Linked DNA regions of Mus musculus: region 2 is linked to region 1. Evidence: chromatin loops called from intact Hi-C (ENCODE). Cell type or tissue: gastrocnemius. All regions are shown on one strand. Each heading gives the region's core, and the rest is flanking DNA. Links, peaks and the distances in the headings are about the cores only.

What was found. Peaks named below come from ENCODE experiments on the same cell type or tissue, not always from the same donor. Only the 100,000 strongest peaks of a DNase experiment are listed, where the experiment ranks them.
Region 2: a loop joins it to region 1, with 2.4 times the contacts of the local background. A loop is called at or near these places in 3 of 42 quality-filtered maps.

The regions. Positions count from the first base shown.
Region 1 is chr10:3,349,139-3,357,477 of GRCm38, reverse strand. Gm29826 (a long non-coding RNA gene) reads right to left here. Exons shown (of 3, transcript XR_003948982.1): 2 at 5,082-5,224. Gm26752 (a long non-coding RNA gene) reads left to right here. Exons shown (of 3, transcript XR_380037.4): 3 at 315-978. Among named protein-coding and RNA genes, the nearest start is that of Gm40590, 6.6 kb to the right of the region's middle. In gastrocnemius, for the core only: no CTCF peak of the experiment used is centred there; no DNase peak of the experiment used is centred there; H3K27ac peaks cover 522 bases.
Region 2 is chr10:3,462,996-3,471,334 of GRCm38, reverse strand. It overlaps Ppp1r14c (protein phosphatase 1, regulatory inhibitor subunit 14C), which reads right to left. Exons shown (of 4, transcript NM_133485.2): 4 at 6,360-7,946. The coding sequence ends at 7,872. Among named protein-coding and RNA genes, the nearest start is that of Gm29987, 15 kb to the left of the region's middle. In gastrocnemius, for the core only: no CTCF peak of the experiment used is centred there; no DNase peak of the experiment used is centred there.

The DNA.
Region 1 (8,339 bases), core at 57-8,056:
AAATGTGGAGTCACCAACTGTCCTTAATGACTGACAGTGGGGCTTTCTTCCTCCTCCTCTGTATTCTGAACTGCTACAATCTTAACTTACATCAGTAACCAACAGCCCCATGCTCTCTAATGAATGGGATATGGGATCTTGACATATTGTCATTTGAAAATTCTCAGGCTATTCCACTATGCAGCTAGGATTGAGGACCAGTATCCTAGACCACTAGGGACAATCTTTTGGGTGACAACTATATTATCCAAACACTATTCTCATTTCTCCCTCCCTCTCCTAAATACTCTCTCCTCTGTGTCTTTACCCCGCAGAAACCTGAATCAGTATCACTGCCAGCATGAGCACCAGCACCATCACCAGCACCAGCAGCAACACCACCAGCAGTAGAACCACCAGCACCACCATCTTCCCATAAGCCTTTATCCGTTTATGCCCATGGGTCAGTGTCCCACAACATGCATGTGAAGGTCAGAGGACAACTGTCAGGCATGAGTTCCTACCTTCTGCCCTGTGAGCAGGGTCTCCCATGTCACTGCTGCTGCACGGTGTCCTCCAGGCTAACTTCACGGTGACTCTCCTATATCTGCCTCCCATCCCACCAATGGAGTGTTGGAGTGACAGGTGCACACCATGAATCCAGCTTGTGATATGAGTTCCAGGATCAAACTGGGGTCATCAAGATTGAGAAATAATACCTCTACCCACTGAGCTACCTCTCCAGCCCTACTAGTGAATCTTTTGGAAAGGTAAAAACATCTTGGTTATCATCATTCTATTAAGTATTCTTATATAATCTTATATCTTAAAAACAAACGCAACTAGCTGAGAAATTATTGACAAATGATGGCTGCTGTTGGAAGAGTTAGTTTTCTTCAAAGATGTGATCCCTGAGAGGTTACCCATGGTCTAAGAGATGATCCTATACTACGTGTATAAAGGCAGCACTAAGTGGAGTAGTTGGATCGATGTTGGGGGAGGGGCAGTATTAAATTTGGATGGAATATGGTGGAAGGGTAGGGGGATGAGTTGGGAGGGAAGGCACAGGAGGTAGATTTGATCAAAATATATTACATGTATGAGTAAAATTCACAAACAATTTTTAAAGATACCTAAGAGAATAGTCTGTCACAATCCTGCATGTCGGATTACTTTGATCTTAGAAATCATAATGTGTTAAAATGCAAATAATTGTTCTCCTGTCTCCATGCTAGAGATAACAGAAGAAAAAAAAAAACTCTTTTGCAGTATGTCAAATACATATTGTACGGAAAATAGACCAAAGTATAACACTGCCGTCATAATACGGCAAAAATGGATCAGCTTGGTAATGAAGCAAGCAGTGGACACAGGTTAGATACACAGCAAGGCAATATGCTGTGGAATTCTGGGTAAAGGGAAGTGTCCTCTGCCCTGACCGCCCAACCCACAGAAAGAGAGATTATAAAATATTCCACAGATGCCCTCTGGCTGTCTGAGCACTCAGGAACTGAGACAGGGGTTTTTGGACTGAAAAACCCAGAAACACACCAGAGCATGATGATCAGGAGACTCAAGGCATCCCCAAACTGTCCAACATACATATCAGAGTCACAGTGAGAACAGCCGCCATTGGGTCCAGAAAGGAAAGCTCTAGGAGATGCATGATTCAGTGTTTCTGAGGAACTCTAAGAAGCTTACCTACTTACTGTGCAGTGTTCCCTGGTTTGTCCTTTAAGGTCAAGCAGGCAGGCACGGGACAAGCCATATGCTACATGGGGATGATAGGCCAGACCATCGGCAATTGCTGAACCTGGAAGGTAGATCTGGACTGGTCCATATCCCAGGGATAATCTGTGTGTAAGTGAAGTGGGTCCCTCTTGTGACCTTCTGAGACATCTCTTGTCCTCAGGCTCTAACTGTTCCATCCCCCAGCACTGCTCTTGTGATTCCTTGATGGACCTGGCAGTTTTTCACAATCCTGACCTTCCTGCATTTCCCTTGCTCCATCATTTCAAGGCTGGCAATCTTTCTGATCTGTAGGGCTCTGTCCAGGACCATCAAGGAATCACAAGCTGTGGGCATCAATGTTTGTCAGCCATGGTTCCTAATGGGAGGGAGGCAGCCCCACTGTAAACACTTTTCAAGGCAGAAGGCATGGCTTCTAGGTGGCTGACTTTTCCCACTTTACTCTTCATACAGAATGAAGGAAATGGACACAAAATAGCGTGCTGAGATTAGGAACCATCTTACAGCTGCAGGTCAGCTGAAAGTCTAACTTGAAAAATGATCAATTCCCACACGAGTTGGAAGTTCAGCCATAATTAATAGACACTGAGCTCTGGGCCTCATGACCTCTGGACCTCAGAGTATGTTAAAGAAAAGTCCTTGAAAGGCAGAGCTCACTGAGAGGGGCCACTAGGAACTGAACGAGTGTGACAGAAGTACATTGCATGTACATATGGAAATGGCATAATGGAACCCACCAGTCTTGACAATTAAAATAAGTGATTAAAAAGGTTCTGGGTCAGTGAGTAAAGTCAGATCCTGCCCAAACCTGATCTGATGGCCTGAGTTCAATCCCTGGGACTGCATGGTGGAAGGAGAGAACTGGATCTTACAAGTTGTCCTCTGACCTCCACACATGTACTATGGCATGAGTACCCCCTCAACATACACACACACACACACACACACACACACACACACACACACTAAATATTATAATAATCTTTTAAATGTCTCAAAGGACAAGAAGTCAGGGGTGTCCAACCTTTTGACATTACCAAATGAAAGTATCCTCTACAGTCGGACTGTATTCATAGCTATGCTGGAACATGTGTGGCCCTCAGGCTGCAGTTGACATGTCTGAGACAGCTTGTCAAAGCTTAGAGATTTAAAATATTAAGCCAAATGGTCTCTGAAAAAATTTTGTGGAGCTAAAGACAAAAAAAGTAGTTTTAACACATGATTTATACCATAAGACCTCAGAAGAAAAAATGCATAATGGATTTGGCTTATTGTATTAGAACGGAATTCCCAGTACTTAGCATGACATTTGGCAAGCAGCAGGTATAATGAATAAATTCATGACCATATATGCTAATTTAAAAATAAAGACATTTAAACACCAAATGCCATTTGGACTAAAAAAATGTTATCTCTATAAGCTATAATGGTTTTATATTCTTTTCTCTGTTTGGTTTGTTAAGAGAAAGGCATTAAGAATCACTTCAATATTCTAGAAGTCAATATTTAAGGGAAATATCAATACTACATATGAAAACCCTCATATGGCCCTGGAGAAATGCCACCCAGTGTTTTAAGGACTTCATTTTTATAACCATTGCTTAATCCTTGAATCACCTTGCACAGATACAAGGGAAGTTTGGAAGACAGCCTGCTACCCTGGTTAATTTTTACTGTCAACTTGACACAACCCTTGAGTCACTCAAGAAGAAGAAGTCACAAATGAAATATTCTCTCCATCAACTGGCCTAGGGCCATGTCTGTGACACTGTCTTGACAGATGTTGGACTGAGAAGAGCCCAACCCGCTATGGACAGTCCTGTCCCAGAGCAGCTGAGCCTGGGTTGTAAAAGAAAGCTAAACAGAATCCAGTGAGCAAACTCGTAAGCAGCATCTCCAATGGTCTCTGCCTCAGTTACTACTTGTGTTCCTGTTCTGGCTTGCATCAGTGATGGATTGTGACCTGGAGTGTAAGCCAACTAAACTTCCCTGAGTTGTGGTCACAGAATCAGAAAGGAAAGTAGAACACAGTGGGGTCTTGTTGTTTTGGGGGGTTTGTTTATTTGTTTTGGGTTTTTGTTTGTTTGGGTTTTTGGTTTTTGTTTGTTTGTTTGTTTTGGGGGGCTTTTTTTGGTTTGTTTTATTTTAATCACAGCAATAGAAATGAAACTAGAACATCTGCCAAATTGCACTTGTAAAGGCAGTAGGCCACTGTAGCTATGTGTCATGTGGCATTTCATCAACATGATTCTCATGTGTACAAAGTCTCCTGTATGCAGGCATGATGTATCCCCATCACATCTAGACAAGGAAGTTTCCATGTGCCTCTGCAGATCAGAGCCCTCTTTGTCACAGCCACTCATGTGTCTCCACAGCCAGATTCTATCCCTTAACAGCCTTCCTCATAAATCTGATTTTTCTAAACCAGGCACCATGCCCCAAACCTGTAATCTAACCACTTGAGAAGCCTGAGCAATGCAATCTTAAGTTCAAGCCTAACCTGGGCTACCTAGGAAAGTACAGGCCAATTTAGACTATTGTATGAGAGATGCTATATCAAAATCAAAACAAACCTGATTCTCAGTCTCAGCAAGTTCTGAGGCAAGGCATGGCTGGTCCCAGCCGGGCAAGAGCTAGCAGCTTTTCAGCTTCACACTGTGAACAAGGTGTGAACAATTGTATTGTAAGAAGAACAGAGAATTCAAGCTTGTCTTCCTCAGAAGGATCCTGAGTGTTTGCAACAAATTAGAAGGAACCCTGAGCTTCATTGAAAGGCTGAAGTGTCTGTTTGCTGTAAAAGCCATCTTTGGAGACATTCCCCTAGACACAGAGTATTCAGAAAAGAAATGACATTTCAGAGACATTTAAGACCAAGGCCAGGAATCGAATTGTGTTTGTAAGATCAAGACTAATGGCTTGCTTTTACCGAACATCCAAGGTCTTAACAAATTTCTGCATGCACATTCGAAAAAACAATGGTCTCTAGGGAACTTAGATAATGAAGACCATTAGCAAATGTGATATGGTAATATATGAATATATGAATATATCAATCATGTTTATGTATGGACTATAGATAGGCTATAGCTAGATAGCTGGCCCTTTTGGCATAAAGTGATAAGTCAGAAAACCTTGAATAACTACGTTTGTTTTCTGGGAAGTAAGTAGCAGCATCAGCAGAGCATGCCCAGGTTCTATGGAGCACTCGTCTCATCTGGTCTGGGTGTCTCATGCTCTACTCCTCCACCTGCTGCTTTGCCAGTAACTGTGTTCATTAGCACAAGCTGAGTGCTGCAGCAGATGCCCAAAATACATAACAGTTCCACCATGGTGGGCCATCATTCCGTGCTTACCTGTTAATCCAGAGAAGTCAACAGCCCTTCTCCACTTTTTTATCTGTTCCTGGGAGCTCTGTGCCATCAAGTCTTCATGCTGAAGTTTAGGTCACTTGAAGGTCAGACTGGGTGCTGAAATCAACTCACCAGGAGACACAAGCCTGGAAGATAGCACAGGATGCATCTTCATGGGCCAAGCAGAGGATGACAAGTATCTGTTCCGCCCAATAAGTTGGGCCATTCCTAATGGCAGAGAGACCTGGGACCCAGTGCAGGGAGGCAAGGCAAGCTCAGATCTTGGGTGAGTGCTTAAGGGTCTCTACCCTGGGATAAGTTATGAGATTGAGCCACACGTTTTGTACCCCACTCTCAAACAAAGAGGCAAGAATATAGGCTTCAAGACACAGTTACATGTTTTGGTGAGTATTTCCAATTTCTGTTTTGGGGGCTTTTCTTGGCATATATAGAAACAGCTACATTGAAAACAAACAGATAAACAAACACCTCAAGTAATGCAGTGATCTTTACTAGTCTAGGCACTGGATGTGTGTCTGGGATCCATCACTCTGTAGTTGGTTAATCTAGGGAAGATGTTTTCCCAGCCTCAAGTCTCCTCACATGAAAACTGGTGTAAATATAGTATCTCACATGGTATTGGAAAGATTCCTTGAAATTACTAGTATGACTCTTTATCCTGGGGCCTGGCCCAGCGTAAGCCTTGGAGATATAAATCAAATTACATTTCACTGTGATTCCCTGTGGTAAGCGATGCCACCTTCTAAAAAAAAAATATATGGTCATTGTGTAGAACTCCCGAAGTGTGTAGGAAAAAAGTCAAGGAGTTCACAAACATTTCCCGCATTCAGAGGATGAGTTGTGGGAGGGGCAGGTAGAGAGATGGCTCAGTGGTTTAAGAATACAGGTGGTCACCTATTCAACATAGTACTTGAAGTCCTAGCTAGAGCATTTCAACAACAAAAGGAGATCAAGGGGATACAAATTGGAAAGGAAGAAGTCAAAATATCACTTTTTGCAGATGATATGATAGTATATATAACTGACCCTAAAAATTCCACCAGAGAACTCCTAAACCTGATAAACAGCTTCAGTGAAATAGCTGGATATAAAATTAACTCAAACAAGTCAATGGCCTTTCTCTACACATAGGATAAACAGGCTGAGAAAGAAATTAGGGAAACAACACCCTTCACAATAGTCACAAATAATATAAAATACCTTGGCGTGACTCTAACTAAGGAAGTGAAAGATCTGTATGATAAGAACTTCAAGTCTCTGAAGAAAGAAATTAAAGAAGATCTCAGAAGATGGAAAGATCTCCCATGCTCATGGATTGGCAGGATCAATATAGTAAAAATGGCTATCTTGCCAAAAGCAATCTACAGATTCAATGCAATCCCCATCAAAGGTCCAACTCAATTCTTCAACGAATTAGAAAGGGCAATTTGCAAATTCATCTGGAATAAAAAAAAAAAAAACATAGGATAGCAAAAACTCTTCTCAATGATAAAAGAACCTCTGGTGGAATCACCATGCCTGACCTAAAGCTGTACTACAGAGCAATTGTGATAAAAACTGCATGGTACTGGTATAGCGACAGACAAGTAGACCAATGGAATAGAATATAAGACCCAGAAATGAACTCACACACCTATGGTCACTTGATCTTTGACAAGGGAGCTAAAAACATTCAGTGGAAAAAAGACAGCATTTTCAACAAATGGTGCTGAACTGGCGGTTATCATATAGAAGAATGTGAATTGATCCATTCCTATCTCCTTGTACTAAGGTCAAATCTAAGTGGATCAAGGAACTCCACATAAAACCAGAGACAGTGAAACTTATAGAGGAGAAAGTGGAGAAAAGCCTCGAAGATATAGGCACAGGGGAAAAATTCCTAAACAGAACAGCAATGGCTTGTGTTGTAGGATCAAGAATCGGCAAATGGGACCTCATAAAATTACAAAGCTTCTATAAGGCAAAAGACACTGTCAATAAGACAAAAAGGCCACCAACAGATTGGGAAAGGATCTTTACCAATCCTAAATCATACAGGGGACTAATATCCAATATACATATATAGAAGGTGGACTCCAGAAAATCAAATAACTCCATTAAAAATGGGGCTCAGAGCTAAACAAAGAATTGTCACCTGAGGAATACCGAATGGCTGAGAAGCACCTGAAAAAATGTTCAGCATACTTAATCATCAGAGAAATGCAAATCAAAACAACCCCGAGATTCCACCTCACACCAGTCAGAATGGCTAAGATCAAAAACTCAGGTGACAGCAGATGCTGGTGAGGATGTGGAGAAAGAGGAACACTCCTCCATTGTTGGTGGGAGTGCAGGCTTGTACAACCACTCTGGAAATCAGTCTGGCAGTTCCTCAGAAAATTGGACATAACACTACCGGAGAATCCTGCAATACCTCTCCTGGGCATATGTCCAGAAGATGTTCCAACTGGTAAGAAAGACACATGCTCCACTATGTTCATAGCAGGCTTATTTGTAATAGCCAGAAGCTGGAAAGAACTCAGATGTCCCTCAACAGAGGAATGGATACAGAAAATGTGGTACATTCACACAATGGAGTACTACTCAGCTATTAAAAACAATGATTTTATGAAATTCCTAGGCAAATGGATGGACCTGGAGGGCATCATCCTGAGTGAGGTAACCCAATCACAAAAGAACTCACATGATATGTACTTACTGATAAGTGGATATTAGCCCAGAAACTTAGGATACCCAAGATATAAGATACAATTTGTTAAACACATGAAACTCAAGAAGAGCGAAGTCCAAAGTGTGGACACTTTGCCCCTTCTTAGAATTGGGAACAAAATACCCATGGAAGGAGTTACAGAGACAAAGTTTGGAGCTGGTATGAAAGGATGGACCATCTAGAGACTGCCATACCCGGGGATCCATCCCATAATCAGCCTCCAAACGCTGACACCATTGCATACACCAGCAAGATTTTGCTGAAAGGACCCAGATATAGCTGTCTCTTGTGAGGCTATGCGGGAAGTGGATGCTCACAGTCAGCTATTAGATGAAACAGAGGGCCCAGAGAAAGTACCCAAGGAGCTAAAGGGGTCTGCAACTCTATAGGTGGAACAACAATATGAACTAACCAGTACCCCGAAGCTTGTGTCTCTAGCTGCATATGTATCAGAAGATGGCCTAGTCGGGAAGAGAGGCCCCTTGGTCTTGCAAACTTTATATGCCTCAGTACGGGGGAACGCTAGGGCT
Region 2 (8,339 bases), core at 9-8,008, 110 kb before region 1:
AGCTGACCTGCATAGACTAGTCTCTGAGGGACCTGAGACCCAAGATGGCTTCCTCACCTGCTCTGAAAGTGTCCTCCCGGGCAGACACCTCTCCTCTGGTGGGAAAGGTGCCCAGATGTCTGGAGCCCAAAATGGGGTCTGTCCCAGAAGCTGTGTTGCTTCTGTAGTCCACACTCTCACCTGAGCAGACTAGTGTCTGAGGGATCTGGGACCCAAGATCTCATGTTGTTGTTTTAATTTGCTTGTTTAATGAGTGTGGTGGTTTGAATATGCTTGGCCTAGGGGATGGCACTGTTAGTAGCTTTGGTCTTCTGGGAATGGGTATAGCTTTATTGGAGGAAGTGTATTATTGTGGGAGTTGACTTTGAGACTTTCCTCCTAGCTCTCTGGAAGTAGGTCTTCTCCTGTTTCTCTTCAGAACAAGATGTAGAACTTTCAGTTTCTTCTCCAGTGCTATGCCTGGATGGATGCTGCCGTGCTTCCTGCCTTGATTATAGTGCACAGAACCTCTGAACTGTAAGCTAGTTATAATTAAATGTTGTCCTTTATAAGAGTTGCCTTGGTCATAGTGTCTCTTCAGAAGAATGGAAACCCTAACTGTATTGGGTAGTTTTGTGTCAACATAACACAGCTGGATTTATCACAGAGAAAGGAGCTTCAGTTGAGGAAATGCCTCCATGAGATCCAACTGTAAGGCATTTTCTCAATTAGTGATCAAGGGGGAAAGGCCCCTTGTGGGTGGGACCATCTCTGGGCTGGTAGTCTTGGTTCTATAAGAGAGCAGGCTGAGCAAGCCAGGGGAAGCAAGCCAGTAAAGAACATTCCTCCATGGCCTCTGCATCAGCTCCTGACCTGCTTGAGTTCCAGTCCTGACTTCCTTTGGTGATGAACAGCAGTATGGAAGTGTAAGCTGAATAAACCCTTTCCTCCCCAACTTGCTTGTTGGTCATGATGTTTGTGCAGGAATAGAAACTCTGACTTTGACACTAACTAAGACAGAAATTGGAACCAGGGACTGGGATATTGCTGTGACAGGCCTGACCATGCTTTTGTTTGGGGACTTTGGATTTGGAAGGCTATGGAATACTTTAAGTGGAACTTAATGGACCATCTAGTAGGAATACTGGTGCTGAGGGTGATTTGAATTCTGGAAACATTCTTATGATGTTTTGGTGAAAAATGTTGCTGCTTTTTGCCTTTGTCTGAAGAGTCTGCCTGAGGCTAAGGTAAAGAGATTTATTTTAACTGCATCAACAAAGGAAACATCAGAAAAGTCCAGAATAGTCTTTGTCCTCTGGTTTACTAGCATGAAGAATGTTTCAATCAATCATGACAAGCTTAGAAAGGAAAAAATACAAAATATATGTTTCAAAGAGTAACGGGGCACCAGGAAATGGAATGAAGCTAAATCCCATGTTCAGGAATATTAAATGAAATTAAGGGAGTGGTGAGATCCCACCCATTGAACAAAGAATAGGTATATCATGTTAGGTGTTATCATTATTTAGTTATTGTTTTCATTTGGACTTTTAATCTAGAATGAACTGCAATCCAGAAATGGAGAATATAGGCTTTTGTTTTGGATCTTGAGGCGCAGTGGCCATGAAAAGCATAAGCCTAGGCATGGTGGTACACACCTTTATCCCAGGAGATAGGCAAGGAAATCTCTGAGTTTAAGGGTAGCCTGGTACAGAGAGAGTTCCAGGTGGAGAAAAGCTTAAGTCCAGGCATGATGATACATAACTTTAATTTCACCAGAGGAGACAGAGCCAATCAGATCTCTGAGTACAAGGTCAGTCTACAGAGCAAGTTCCAGGACAGCCAAGCTTAGGTAGTGAAGGAGCTGAAAAACAGAAGGCTGATGATAATGTAATAGAACAAGGGGGCCATATTCTCGCCCCAGCAAGCAGCAGAACTAAGCAGATTCAGCCATGTGGTTCTGGCTTTAGAGTCAAAAATAAAAGAGACTACTGGAACAATTGATGCTGGCTAGCTGGTGCTAGGAAATTAGTGGTGATTAGGAAGAGACAAGCATTATTGAGTTAAAATCTTCTGGGAAGTATTCTCTAAGAGCATAAAGAAGCTGTGCTCCAAAGATAGCCAATGTTGAACCTCGTGCTATAGCTGGTGTTGGGAACATGTAAGAATCACCCAGGTGGTACTGGTTTTGAAGGTATGAAGAGACCATGGAAAGCAGCTAAGCTTTTGCACTGTGAGAGGACAGGGAAGGCAGTTGTTGAAAGTAAAGCCTCATTTGCATTTGATCTCTAGTGCCAAAAGGTTCATGTAAAGAAATTGAGCCTTGTTATCATGAAAAAAAAAAAGCCTATGAGAGGCCATTGGTGAAGCCTAATTGTATCAGAAGACACCAACATATTAGAGATGCCGGTACCATGACCCTAGAGTGCTACACTGGGCAAAGCTAGGGAAGTGAGCCAAGCGTTTTGGAGGAATCCAGAAGATCATGTGCGGATCCCATAAATTCAAAAAGGAAGGAATAAAGTTGAAGTTGCCTTGGATACCCCAAGATATATGAGATGTGGGATATCTGCCAAGGAAAGCTGCTAACAGAGTGTAGAAACAAGCCAAGAGAAAGAAGTTTGTTGCAGTCAACAAAGATGAAAGGAGTTGGAGATAAGAAGAGCACTTTTATATCAGAAGTTGAGATGCAGTGTTTGGAGTTTGCCCAGCTGGTTTGTGGTCTTGCTTCAGTCCAGTATTTTCTCACTATGACATTTTCGAATGGCAATGTATATCCTGTGATATTGGAGGTATGTGATCTGTATTTTGATTTTTATTGTATAGAGACTTACAAATAAATGATTGGATGGATCTCAGAAGAGCCTTTGAACCTTGGACTTTTAACATTGTTGAGACTTATGAGACTTTTGAAGACAGACAAATGTATTTTGCATTATGCTATGGCTAGGTATGCCTCCCCTCCCCCACCATAGATTTATATGTTTGAACCAGCCTATGGGGGTCAGAGAGCAGAATGTGGTGGATTGAATCTGTTTGTCCCAGGGATTGGCACTATTAGGAGCTGTGGCCCTGTTGGAGTAGGCGTGGTCTTGTTGGAGGAAGTGTGTGACTCTCAGGGTCGGCTTTGAGACCCTCCTCCTAGCTGCCTGGAAGTCAGCCTTCTCCTGGTTCTCTTTGGAATAAGATGTAGAACTCTCAGCTCCTTCTCTAGCACAATGCCTGCCTAGATGCTGCCATGCTTCCTGCCTTGATGATAATGGACTGGACCCCTGAACCCATAAGCTAGTCCCAATTGAACATTGTCCTTTATAAGAGTTGCCTTGATCATGGTGTCTCTTCACAGTAGGGGAAGCCCTAACTAAGGCAGTGAGCTAGACAGGATGCTGGATAGTGGATAGAAGCAGTAATGAAGCAGAATGTTGGGCTGGCGAGATGGCTCAGTGGGTAAGAGCACCCGACTGCTCTTCCGAAGGTCCAGAGTTCAAATCCCAGCGACCACATGGTGGCTCACGACCATCTGTAACAAGAACTGACTCCCTCTTCTGGTGTGTCTGAAGACAGCTACAGTGTACTTACATATAATAAATAATAAATAAATCTTAAAAAAACAAAAAACAAAAACAAAAAATAAAATAAAATGAAGCAGAATGTTTACTGTTGAGAACCTGTGGAAAGAATTGATCACGGGAGGAAAAGGAAAGTCAATACTCACGCCTGTAGTAGGCAGCATATACTTTCAAGACTTGGAAGATGGGGAGGCTGGCCAGGCTTTCTTTTGGGCAGATGGTATTCATTCCTAGAACAGCATCATGGAGAGAAGGTGTATCCACAGAAAGAAAGTGGAAAAGTGGACATTGGAGGATGAGGTAGGTAAGGAAGGAAGGAAGAAAGGAAGGAAGGGGAAAGGAAGGAAAGAAAGAAGGAAGGACAGCAGGAAATCCAATCAAGTTGAGTTCTGAGGCATGGAACAGGCCCCCAAGCTCCACCCGACCTGTTCTTGGGATATGGTTTCCAGTATGGCTCTCGGCTCCAAGGCTTTTGGCTCTGGTTTCTTATCTGCATTAGCTGTCGACATTCTCATGATGTGAAGGCAGTGTGGGTCCCCTCTTACTCAGCCATTCACGTGTCTCTGAATGCCTCACTGTTTTTCTATTGGGTCACAGTCTCTATGTTGTTCTTCCTCCATCATTCTCACTCTTTCTCTTCCTTCCTGATCTCTCTTCCATGACCATAATGTATTTTTCTCAGTTTTCAATTGCTTGAGGATCCTATAGATCTACTTGAACTAAAACTTTACTTTATTTATTTATTTATTTATTTAGGTAAAATGAGATGGGTGAACTGTATTTTCATCTCTAAAGGAAACAAACGTGTGCTTGAAACAGAAAATCAGATTCAAGGGAGGACCTTTGAGTAAGTAATGCTCCTCAGAAAACTATGCTGGGTACCAAGGTGATTATTTGCTGCTACCAAACCACAGTGAAAAACAATAAGTCATTTCCCCACAACCAGGTGTGACAGAGACGGTGTCCAGTTACCACCATGACCAGTCATTTAGGAATTTGACAAGAACTGATCTGGTCACACCAGATTTTTCCCTGAGCTCAAATTCTGTTTGGTCTTTAATAGCTGATGAACCATGACCCAGCAAACAAATGGTTTCCTGAGCTTACTATTCTTAAACTGCAAGTGAAGACAGATTATTCATATTATGTAGGCACATATGCTCTTATACATATGTGGTACCTGTACAGTTGACAAGAATCCTTCCACACGATATACCTGAAGAAGCTTACAGCACACACTCAACTCCATCCCATACCAGTGTAGCCAAACCCTCTGATGTCAGATCGACATTTTCAGTTTCTGCACACATGAGCAAGCTTGTGGTTTTGTCTTTCTCTGCCTGCTTTGGCTCAGTATAATGCCTTGCACTTCTGTCCATTTTGTGGCATAAGTCAAGATCTTATTCTTTGTTGCCTGTTGACAGACATGTTGGTTACTCATGTCTTAGCTGTTGCAAAACAGTGCTGATTTCAGCTCCTTTCGGTACATACCCTGGGGTGAGTCAGCTGGATTATAAAGTAAATATATTTTTAGCTTTGTTATTTTAAAAAGAAAGATTCACAGCAAAATTTCTATGTGCCTGTGTTGTTTTAAGCTTCTCACGTGATTTAACTATATACTCAGATCTAGGGTTCAGATCCTAGAACCAACACCCTAGCTGGGGAGAAAAGTGTTTTCTGGAAGAATTGTCAACACTTGCCAACCTTTTTTATAAGCCAGGCATAGGCATGGATGCTAAGTTACATTCCACTCCCCAGACTGAGGATCTCAGGGCCTAGTCTGATAGACACACACATGGGCAAGCAGTCGTAACATTGCAGATACATTGTCGTGATGGAGTACATGATGCACCATGTATGAACCCTCTGGAGGTCTGGGGAAATCTATTCCAGCTCTCTCTCAACAGAGCCTCAACAGAGGTGGAGAGGATGGTTTAGGCTCAGGTAAAATATTTTACAAACCTCTCATGAGAAAACCATAGGGGATAGTTCAGAAAACCTAAGAACTCAAGAGCAAAGAACAGAAGCAAAAGTTGAAGCAATGAGGCAAGGACCAGTACTTCCTAGGGAATGATAAGGCGTCAGCTTTTAGGAAAAGAGAAATGACTGGAGCATTCTGACTCCTGGATAGGAACAGCAGAAAGAGTTAAGCCTGGACACGGAAAAGCCCATTCTAAGATGGCTGTAGCAATCTAGCGAGGCTCTCCATGGACAGACTTACTAGGTATTAGATAAGCTAGGTGACTCGGTTTTAGGGAAGGATAGGGACCAAGATTTGGCCCAGCATCTACCAGGATCACCCAGGAAATCTGGTGATGCCACTGAGCAAGGGCAGGAAGGAAGGCCAGAGTGTATACAAATGGGATGAGGGATTTTGAGGGCAGGGAAACAAACTCCTTCATCTTCATCACTTGGGCTGGTGAATCCTGGTAGAAATCCTGCACCTATCCCATTTCCCTGGCTCTTACCATGCATGGCAGTCTATTAATACCTGAAATGCTTTAGTAATTTGAGATCTTTTTATAGGTTTCTCTCCAGTGGGAAAGGAAAGTTTTACTGAAGTGAATAGAGTACAGCTTGGGAGAGAGTTGAAATAGGAGCAAGCAGTGCTGAACACACAATGTTCATCTTATTTTTTTCTTAATTCAAGAACATGGCTGGGTCCTCTGATGAAAAGCATCAGGATTAAATACTCGCACGTACTTGGGCAATAAGAGGCTAGCTCCACGGGTGCTTGGGATTCCCATCTGCAGAGAACATATCAAACACCCTCCCCCCCAGTATGTTCTACTGACATACACAAAAACAAGCTTGTAAGCAGCTCCCTTTATTTGAGTAAATAGCTTGTAAATAAATCATTGGTAAACATTACAAAATTAAATACATTTTCAAAAGCTTGCCAGTATACGGAAAATTCACAAACATAGTTCTTTTAAAAAATAAAATATGTTCAAAGCACCCTTGATATAAATTGCCTGGTCCCTGTTTTCAGACAGGGCCACCTGGAGACTTCTCACGGCAGGCAGGGTTTCCAGGGGGAGGCAGCAGGGGCTTCCTGGAAGGAAGGAAGGAAGGAAGGAAGGAAGGAAGGAAGGTAGGGCTTTTACTCAACTTTTACCCTGCCTACATCCCATATGAATTTTAATTCTACTCAAAGAGCTGGTATGTAGCTGTAGGGTTAGGGTAGGTCATCAGACCTAGCTCCTAACATGGAAATCAAGGTCACAATCAGGACCATGAACCACTGAGAGAAACCAGAGATGAAACCAGACTTCTAAACCAACAAAGGTCTTGAGGGGTCTTCCATCTCTACATTTCGCAACACTCAGTTCACACTTCTGGACTGATGGTACTGGCACAGAAGAGGCCAGAATCTGCTTCTAAAAAGGAAGCTCAACCCATTGGTTTCCTTTTGACCTGCTTTCATGGACAAAGCTAATACAGTGTATTACACTGAAAGCAGAGAACATGTTGCTACCTGGGGCTTCCTTTTCTGATTGCAAAACTGTGTTCAAAAAGTGTAGGTATTTCTTTATCAATCAGGCTGGTTTTCAAAATTAAGAGTTCATACAACTTTAAAAAACCACAATGAGGCAATAAGTACATGACCTGGCAAAGCATCTCAACCAATGAAATAATAAAATTTATGAATTAAGCCCTTGACCAACTCAACACATATGCAGTATGGCTCATTGTAATGACAAACACACTGAATTCTTTCACTTTGTTGCAGAAAGTGGATGCTGAAGGTGGACGACATTTGTCTGAAGAATGTCTGGAGACCTTTTGAAAGCACGTGTGTTGTGACCACATCTAATAGGGAAGCACAGGCTTATTTCATGAACCTGATACAAAGCTCACATCTCTAGTTTTAACTTAGTGTCTGTAGATATATACAAGCATGAGATAGCTTTGACATTGAAGTCAAATTTACAACTTAAAACGTCTTACCAAACTGACCATAAGAAAACCATCTTCCCTGTATTGTGAGATCCTAAATTACAGCCGAGTCCTGACAGAAAACACACCTGGCCTTGTCCATCCTTGTGGATGTACCTGCTTTGATAGTTCTTGGTTGGGCTACAGTCCAAGTTGTAGTAGCTTTGCCATTAAAATATTACAGTAATGAAAACCCTTTAAAAACAACAAAAGAAGAAACACTTTTGAATAAATGTCTACCCCCCAACACACACACATACACACCAAAAAATGTTGTTGTAAAAGACAACTATGGTTATTTTTTTTTTTTAAGAAAAGTATCTGTGGGGTCCAAATCCCAGGTTGCTTTCTTCATCGCCGAGAGAATTTTACCCTGTAGTGAAATCATACGCTCTTCTTCTGCGGAGGGCTCAGCTTCCTCATGCCTCTTATCCGGGAGAGCAGCTCTCTGATGAATTCCTAAAAAGACATCAAGGAAGTCAGTACAAGGGGCCACATTATTAAAGCCTGGGCTTGAGAATGTGCCCAGAGTAACTGATTTCAGCTGAAGTTAATGAATGCCCTTGTATGTGTTAAACTCCAATGTAAAATGAGAAAGGGATTTTAGGAAAACAGGAAATGCTTAAACTTCCCAGCCCAAGCTTTCTTGCTCTTCCCTCTGGGGGGATAGATCCAGGTCACTGTCACCTACAGATATCCTTTACGTGGACTCACCAGCTATGTTTGACTTCCATGCTCAGTCTTACAATGTGTATACACAACATATGGACATCTTGTCGATCCTACAAAGGGCCAGTCTAGAGTCTAAGATTCTATCCGATTCAAGCAGGCTGCAGATGTCCCTAGACTTCA